2 separate regions of the Homo sapiens genome follow, and region 2 is linked to region 1. The links are chromatin contacts, found by Hi-C in ENCODE. All regions are on one chromosome and are shown on one strand. The core of a region is the stretch at or near the end of the contact, and the rest is flanking DNA. Distances in the headings are between cores, read along the strand shown.

Region 1 (4,050 bases), core at 491-2,990:
CCTGCTTCAAATGCCATTACATAGCCCTCTGTACACGTGGAACAATTTTTGTCTTCCATCTACATATTATATATCCTTCAAGGCCCATCTCCTCTGCAGACCTTCTCTGACTGCTCCTACATACATGGGTTCCTCTGTTTTCTTTGATTTTTGTTGAATTGCGGGTAGCATCTTACCAATCCTGTCTTAATTATGTTTGTGTTTGTTTCATGATTGTGCATCTTGTCTCCTCTAGCTGAAGGGTGAGGATTCTAAATCAGTGGTATGGTCCATGGTTCATTGGTGTGACTCATTTTTTAAGCTGTAACAAACAGTTTGAAGGGGCATAGTTCATGTGTCTCAGCAAAGAGTGATCTATGCTCTAAGCTTCTTACTATAAAACCAGGGGAATCCCAGCCTCAGGTACCTCTCTCTCGTCGCAGGGTCCCAGGTGTTCCCCTTTGCTGCTAGAAGCATGTCAGATCAGTGCCCCAAGATCATCTCTGCAGTGCTTGGTCTTTGCTGCTGTAGGTTGTAGGCCTTACTGCAATAGGTCTTTGACGTTGATCAGTGCTCAGTAAACACCTTTCAACTTTCTTTCTGGGAATTGTTCATTTCCATGGGCTCTGCATGCTTTTCAATGTTCATGGTGCAAACCATCCTGTTTGCCAAGAATTGCCTGTTGGGATGAGATTATTTGAAGTATAACAAAGCTTCATACCTCCAGAGAATTCTAGCCTGCTGACGCTTACTTAGTATCTGTGGCTGAAGTTGGTCCATGTCAACTCTTCCCCACTCTAGGGCAATGCTGGGGACATGGTCTTCATTTCTCTTCTTTGCTCAAGAATTTCAGTGCTGGAGTTGACTGTGAGCTCTGTTCAACTGGGAAACCTCTGAGAAACTCTCTGTGACATGCTTGGACATACTTATTTCCTCTAACTGGCAAAACAATGTGTTCTCACAAGGCCCTTGCCAGCTATCATCTGCTGCATTGTTTACATGTTGATTTTTTTTTCTCTCTGTCCTTTTCCCAATCACATACTTTAAGGTTCTAGAATGTCCTTTACTTCTACTGGGAAGGTTTAAAACTCAACCTTTTAGTAGTTAGGTAGAGGCAGGAGGAGTTAGAGGAAATAAGTGTATGCATTACATTACTCTTTTAGATGATTTCTCTGGCCTGATATCTAGAAGCTTTTCTCATCTTCTTGTATTTTTCTACCCTGTCTTTTTTACAGAATGCACCTTAAAATAACAAAAAATGACACGTTCTCCAACAGCTTAGTCTGAACTGGAGGAATTTTAATCCTAAGAAAGGCCAAAGTATTCCAGATAGAGGAAGAATTTGCATGGTGGACTCAATTAATAATGGATATCTTGAGGTCTCCTGAATTACATATATACACTTGAAAAATAATTGTGCTCATTAATTTTGGAGCAAACAAATTCAACTTTCATCTTTAAAAAATCTACTATGGTTTGTAATTAGGTAACAAAATGCACTGTTCTCCAAATTCAGCAGCAGTTTGCTCACTGTCTAGATGTTTCTTCCTATCAAGTGAAAGCTATATTGCCTTTTAAGAGTTGATCACAGAAGTGAAAAACATCACCAGACTAGTTAAATCCAGACACAGGGAATGGAGGTAAAAAAGAATCCTTTAAAAAAGCTATTATCCATACAAGAACCTTCTTCTCTGAAGATTTTGGCATCATGAAGGAACTTATCTGTCTGCCTCAACTGTCATAAAATTGCACGTTGTGAAACAGGAAGCCAGAGCTAGAGGGAAGCAGAGAAGGGGGCTGGGTGATTTCCTTTTGCAAACACAAAGACCTTCCTTCGTTGGAAGGAAAAGAAAAAAAACAAGCCAGAAGCTGAAGTTGGTGGGTTTGAGGGCTTGCAAATGCAGGCAGCTGAAACTTTGTAAACAGTTAGCATAAAACTCATTTTTAATCTCATAAACTTAATTTTTTCCCCTAGCATATGGGATGCATAAAAAGGAAATAAAACTTTAGTAAATTGAGCCTTACTTGTGCTTTATAAAAAAGAAATTGAATTGCTCTAATGGCAGCTGCAGCTGGCTTTCAGCTTCAAACAACCAGTGTAAATCTAGTTTTTAGTGCTTGATTTAGTAAACACTCAGCTGCAAACAGGCTTCCACAACAGCTCTGAATGCAAGGTTTTCTGTAAAGACTGTTATGTAACCTCTGTGTGTTATGTCTTTAAAATATGTGAAGGAGAGCAGAAACCTTGATTGAGATATCTTACAATTATTCTTTCCTCTATATTTAAAGCTGCATAGACTTTGCTACTCATTATACATAGAGCTAGCACGAATGGATCCTAACAGGCCATGAATTTAAATTTATGTGCACTAGTCATTAAAAATAAACAAAAGTAGAGTACTAATAATGGTCTGGGAAGCCATAGTTGAGTTGGACACATTGGTTGGTTATCTCAAAGTGATCATCACAGCTTGTTTGTGGCTCTGCCCTTCTCTGAGCCTTATGTCAGGCTCCCACACATTGAAGAGCCTTGAGGAATCATATTCTGCTTGGCAAAGGCTGCATGTGCCCGGCTTACAATTTTTGCTAAAAATAGGGGGAAAATCTTGTTCCTGATGAGCAAGATGAAATGTCCAACTGTTTTTAAATGGATGCATAAATAACTGTTGAGATTATAATGCTAGTCTATCTAAAATATTTCCTAGTGACCTGGACTTAGAGGGGGATTTGTAGCGTTCTGGTGGTTGTCACTTTTCCCATCACTAGATACCAACAGGTAGACAAAATGAGAGTTGGTATCTTATGGCATTCTTGCCAAAGGAACTTTTTAAAAGAATCCTGGGAAGGATGGCCAGGGTTAACCCTGGGAACAATTTTGAATTAGGATAAATCTGTGTCTGTTTCTTTCTCCCTTGATTGTCTTCCAATACCTCAGTCTTATTTTTAGCTGGCTGTCAACCAAAACTACCTAAGGCATTAATTGATAAGTATTAAGGTACTCCATTTCTCAGGGGTATTTCCAATTTTAAAAGAGACTCGTGAATGTGGAAAAGTCCTAAGACCCCCAATTTGGGATGTTTGCACGACAGGTTCTGGGGTTGATCTGGGTAGAGGGCAACTTGTTCTAAGGCTGGCTCTGGGCACAATGGCCGGAGTTTCGAAAAGTAAATTTACACACACCCTTTTTCTTTTTTCCCACCATCTGGTTGTTCAGCTGCCAGCAACTGGAGCTATTAAACAAATGGGGACTTTAGGAAATTTGAAAACCAGACTGCTGCACAGTATGGTAGGTGGAGAGAGAGTCAGCAGTGATGCCTCTACTTGTGGCTTGCTGTTACCAGCTGAGTGACCTTAAGGAAGTCACTTCAACTCTCTGAGCTTCCGCCTGGCCTTTGGTTTCATAAAATCATGAAAAAGCACAATGAAAATGCACAATGAAAACTGTAAAGTACTACACAATTGCGAGATCCTTTGATTATTCAAGGCAGTGAAGGGTACGTACATAATAAATAGTAGCTTCTTATTCCCAGGGAGAGGGTAATTATCACCTTACCATTGTGATTCAGAGAAATAATGTGAGCAAGTAACAGATCTTGTTATATCTGTAGATGAAAGTCTGGAACTTGCAGAAGATTAGATCACTGACTATTCATACAATTTAAAAGGATGGAAGCATTACAGAAATTAAAGAGAAAACATTAAGGTGAAGACACTGGGCTATTCCAGTGTAATCTGTATCCTGTAGCCTGAATCCCCTGCCAGGGGTTCAGATAATACCAGGTCTCTTTTTAATATTCAAGTTAATCACCCAAGAGCCTACCTGTTTATATTGGAGGTATATATTGTAGGTACAGCTTATTATTATTACTATTTGAAACAGGGTTTTACTCTGTCACCCAGGCTGGGCTGCAGTGTTGTGATCCCTGGGCTCAGGTGATCCTCTCACCCCAGCCTCCCAAGTTGTTGGGACTACAGGCATGCACCACCATGCCTGGCTAACTTTTTTGTATTTTTTTGTAGAGACAGGGTTGCACCATGTTGCCCAGGCTGGTCTCGAACTCCTGGGCTTAA
Region 2 (4,050 bases), core at 1,060-3,559, 960 kb after region 1:
CTCATGCACGGCGGCCTCTGTCTCGGTTGCCCTGAGCTCTTCCTACCTTCCTTTTCCTAGGGGCTCCGTGAAGACCTAGAGAATGTAGAACCATAGAAACAGCATGGCTTCCTCTCTCACACACACAATCCAAGTCTAGAGCCTTCCACTGCAACTATAGTCAATCTATAACCACTTCTTTTTTTTTTTTTTTTTTTTTTTTTTTTTTTTTTTTTGAGACGTAGTCTCGCTTTGTCCCCCAGGCTGGAGTGCAGTGGCGCGATCTCGGCTCACTGCAAGCTCCGTCTCCCGGGTTCACGCCATTCTCCTGCCTCAGCCTCCCGAGTAGCTGGAACTACAGGCGCCCGCCACCACGCCCGGCTAATTTTTTCTATGTTTTAGTAGAGACGGGGTTTCACCGTGTTAGCCAGGATGGTCTCGATCTCCTGACCTCGTGATCCACCTGCCTCGGCCTCCCAAAGTGCTGGGATTACAGTCTTGAGCCACCGCGTCTGGCCTACAACCACTTCTTTAAGCTGTGCGTACTTTTACGCAGGAAGAGACTCTAGGGCATTTGTTTTTGGAGAAGAGCCGAAAGGAGAGGGGCCACGGGGAGCATGCCGACAGCCAGTGAAGGCTGACTTCTGACAGCTTGGAGGCTCCATCCTCCTCCACACTGAACGGGGACAAAGGTGGATAGTCAGCCAAGCTTTTTTTTTTTTTTTTTTTTTCATTTTTTTTGCAAGGATCTGTGATGTATTTAGAACTATGAGTTTAGAATAGAAGATGAATTCATAAGGAAAAAAAGCCATCATGGTGATTTGTTACGAAAAACATCTGCATTTCATTCAGATACTGTGATCCATCCGTTCCTTGCTCTTTTCCATTGTTAAGGAATATATAAACTCTACGGGAATCAGGATAAGTGACCCTTCAGGTCACGAATCTTGGTCAACAAATCCCGTAAATCTGCCAAAGCAGAATAAGCTGTCTCCTGGGTAATAAGGAGGTAGAGATGTGCATCTCTGCATGAGACCACATATTTGCTCTGTGCACCTTCTCCCACCTCCCTGCCCTGGCTGGTAGGTTGGTCGTTGAGGATACAGTGCTGGCCTAGGCTCTATACAGATATCCTCCCTGACTTCCAGAAGCTCATAATCCAAATAGTGCTAGAAGATAGGGCCAGGTGTCATGGCTCATGCCTGTAATCCCAGCACTTTGGGAGGACGAGGCAGGTGGATGACGAGGTCAGGACTTCAAGACCAGCCTGGCCAATGTGGTGAAACCCCATTTATACTGAAAAAAAATTAGCCAGGCATGGTGGGGTGTGCCTCTAGTCCCAGCTACTAGGGAGGCTGAGACTTGAGAATCACTTGAATGTGGAAGGCAGAGGTTGCATGAGCCAGGATAGCACCATTGCACTCCAGCCTGGGCAATAGACCAAGACTATGTCTCAAAAAAAACAAGATAAATGTATCCAGGATCCTGGAGCAGCCATGGGGATGCAACCTCCTGAGCCCTTTCCTCTAATAGGAAAAAGGCTTCCAATCGGTTCTGCTTCTTCAGCACAGCGACAGCACAAGCCCTAAGTTGTTTAACCACCTAATGAAAGCTAAGAAAACAATTTCCCCTTGCCCTCTGCCTACCAGAAAACACACAGAAAGGCAGCTGGTTTGAGAGACCTGCCCCAAGGCCCCAGCATGGATCATGACGGTTGCTAGAAGAGTGAGGGCTCTGATCTCCAAAGGCTACTCTGTCTCTTAGGCAACATCCCAGATACCTTGAACATCTGATGCAAATTCATTTAAATCTCCTAGTGAATCTCATCGTCTGTGATGGCCCCATCCTTTGCATTAGCTTCCTCTCGCTTTGCAATTTTAAAGACACATTGCAATGAAATGAAGTGTACGGGTTGGGCTGGGTTGTGTCAGGGGGTGACAAAGTCACATGTCTTCAGTGTCCGGGCAGTAACAGCAAGTGAAATGGAGGAGAGACCACAGTAAATTGGCCCCTTTAAAGGATAGTAGCCACTCAGTTCCAACTGGCTCTTAACCTGATAGAATAAGTATCCAGTGTTTCTAGATGTTTCAATATTTCAAGCAAATCTGGAGACACAGGTTTTATATGAATTACCGCCATTTAAAAATGTTGGAAAGTAATTGAAAACTAATTACTGAGTACTCTGCAGGCCAAAGGACACAATTGCAGTTCAGAGGGGGCCTATCGGCTCCCAAGTTCGTTCTTACCTGGGGCTCCTGGAGGTCAAGCCCTTCCCTTCACTGCTCCTGCCTTTTGGCACCATCTGCTGGCCATTTCGAAATTGTTACCTCCTCATTGCGCCCTTTAAGAAAAACATACATATCATTTGTATGGAAGTACCTAACTGCTCTCAAAAGTGAGCATTTGTTGGTTTGGGGACAGGGATGGAATTGCTTTAGCATAAATGCCGCACTTCCCCTGGGAATTTCACAGGCGTTAGAGGTGAATTTGATACCAAGGCTCTCTTGATGTCTGTAGCTACAGCGTCACCCCATCAGTGGCTGGCGTAGTTTGGTCCTCTGGCCGGCTGGGAGGGATCTCTCACACTTGTCTCGCCTTGCAACCCTTGAACTGTGCAGCTTTGTGAAAAAGAGCAGTTTTCTTAAACAAAGAAGGTCTTTGGTCAAGGTCTAGGAATGCTGTGTTAACCACACAAGTTTCTTTATTGCTCCAGAACTACTCAACTTTTCTGGCTTTCTGGGAATAAAGAACAGTGAGCAAATGTGCTTTTGAGCCTGGGAAGTTGGGCAGTTCTAAAGCGCAGACTCGCAGGGAAAAATAAGCATGGTGTTTCCTAACCTGGCTGTTACTGTTTCTACCTCTGCATTTGTATTCCCTGGGTCCCATTCAGCTTTCCTCCCCATCAAACTTCTGTCTTTTCAATCGAGGGAGTCTACTTAAGACAAAAACAGCTTAGAATAATTAAGCTATCTCGGCACCAATTCTCCTTCAACATGTGCGGTATTATATACCAAAAATGAACTGCAGCCGCACAGTGGCTCTAAGTCCAATAATGGAGCTATCATTAGAGATATACGAAACACTAGACTAGTCTCAAAAGAACAAAAATTGAATTAGAAATTCAAATATTCTTTGAACTGTGTTATAAAATAGTGAAACTGAATAAAACCATTTGTGCTTGGCAGCCAGCTCCAGTAATTAGATAATTAAATCATTGGAAAATCCTAGACTGTAGAGCATATCCTATTTGAGCATTTCATTTTCAAAACTGATGGATTATTCTCAGGAATAGAAATTTGTTGCAGACACAATGGGGTGGGTAGATTTCAATGGGACAAGGGGAACCTAAGCAGAAGATCAAGGAAACCACTAAAAGCTTGTTCATGTTATCTTCTGCTCTCCAATTTCACAGGAGTTATCGGTCTAAGAGTGGTTCTCAATCCTGGCTACTCATTAGAATTATTTGAAACCCTTAGCAAAAATACCAGTGCTCAGGCACGATGGCCAGAGTCTGACTTCACTGGCACGGACTGGAGGCTAGGCACTGGTGACTCTAGAACATTCCAGGGTAAAAACTACTGTTTTTACCTCTTGGCTACAGGTAATATGAATGCTTAGTCCATGAAGACACCTCCTGGAAATGTTGAGATAGCCAGCTATTACCAATGACTTAAAGCCTTGACTTCAAACAATGCACCTCATTCCCAGTGGCTAATCTAGTATGTTCTCTGCTAGCTACATTTGGTATGAGAGCTATATGGAACCTTTATAGTGTGATATTCCCATTCCCAAATAACGGTTGGGTCTGTAATTAGCTAGCAACAATGGGAAAGGGTTTTGTCAAGGTTTTGTGCCTAACAGATGTTCTCCTCCAATGATGATTATGTTTGCCTGTTACCTTTCCTGATATCATTTTGAAAAAAAGCCCACTTTTTCTAAATAATGAACATCTTTTTCCCAAAATGCCACAGTACTTGGATTTTACCAAAGTCATCCCATATCTACAGAAGTGACTGCACTTCTTCCCCTCCTTGTGGGTGGCTGAGGAGAGAGAGAGAAGCTTCTGGAAGA

The links. Hi-C counts contacts between places; a loop is a spot of excess contacts on that map. Pooled maps may share reads with other maps.
Region 2: a loop to region 1 is called in a map with no recorded cell type, with 1.9 times the contacts of the local background. The contact joins two enhancer-like sites. A Hi-C loop is called at or near these places in 3 of 168 maps with a recorded cell type or tissue (A673, HCT116 and PC-9), 1 of 37 single-sample maps with no recorded cell type and 9 of 50 pooled maps.

Annotation. Positions count from the first base shown.
Region 1 is chr10:23,538,836-23,542,885 of GRCh38, forward strand. No RefSeq gene overlaps it. Among named protein-coding and RNA genes, the nearest start is that of OTUD1, 100 kb to the left of the region's middle. Within about 2 kb of position 1,741, at least 3 of the 41 ENCODE cell types and tissues checked have a DNase peak (open chromatin) inside an H3K27ac peak, as active enhancers do; they include A673, where a contact is called at or near this core.
Region 2 is chr10:24,501,552-24,505,601 of GRCh38, forward strand. All of the region lies in intron 9 of KIAA1217, which reads left to right. Among named protein-coding and RNA genes, the nearest start is that of ARHGAP21, 220 kb to the right of the region's middle. RefSeq lists an enhancer at 1-401. Within about 2 kb of position 2,310, at least 3 of the 41 ENCODE cell types and tissues checked have a DNase peak (open chromatin) inside an H3K27ac peak, as active enhancers do; they include A673, where a contact is called at or near this core.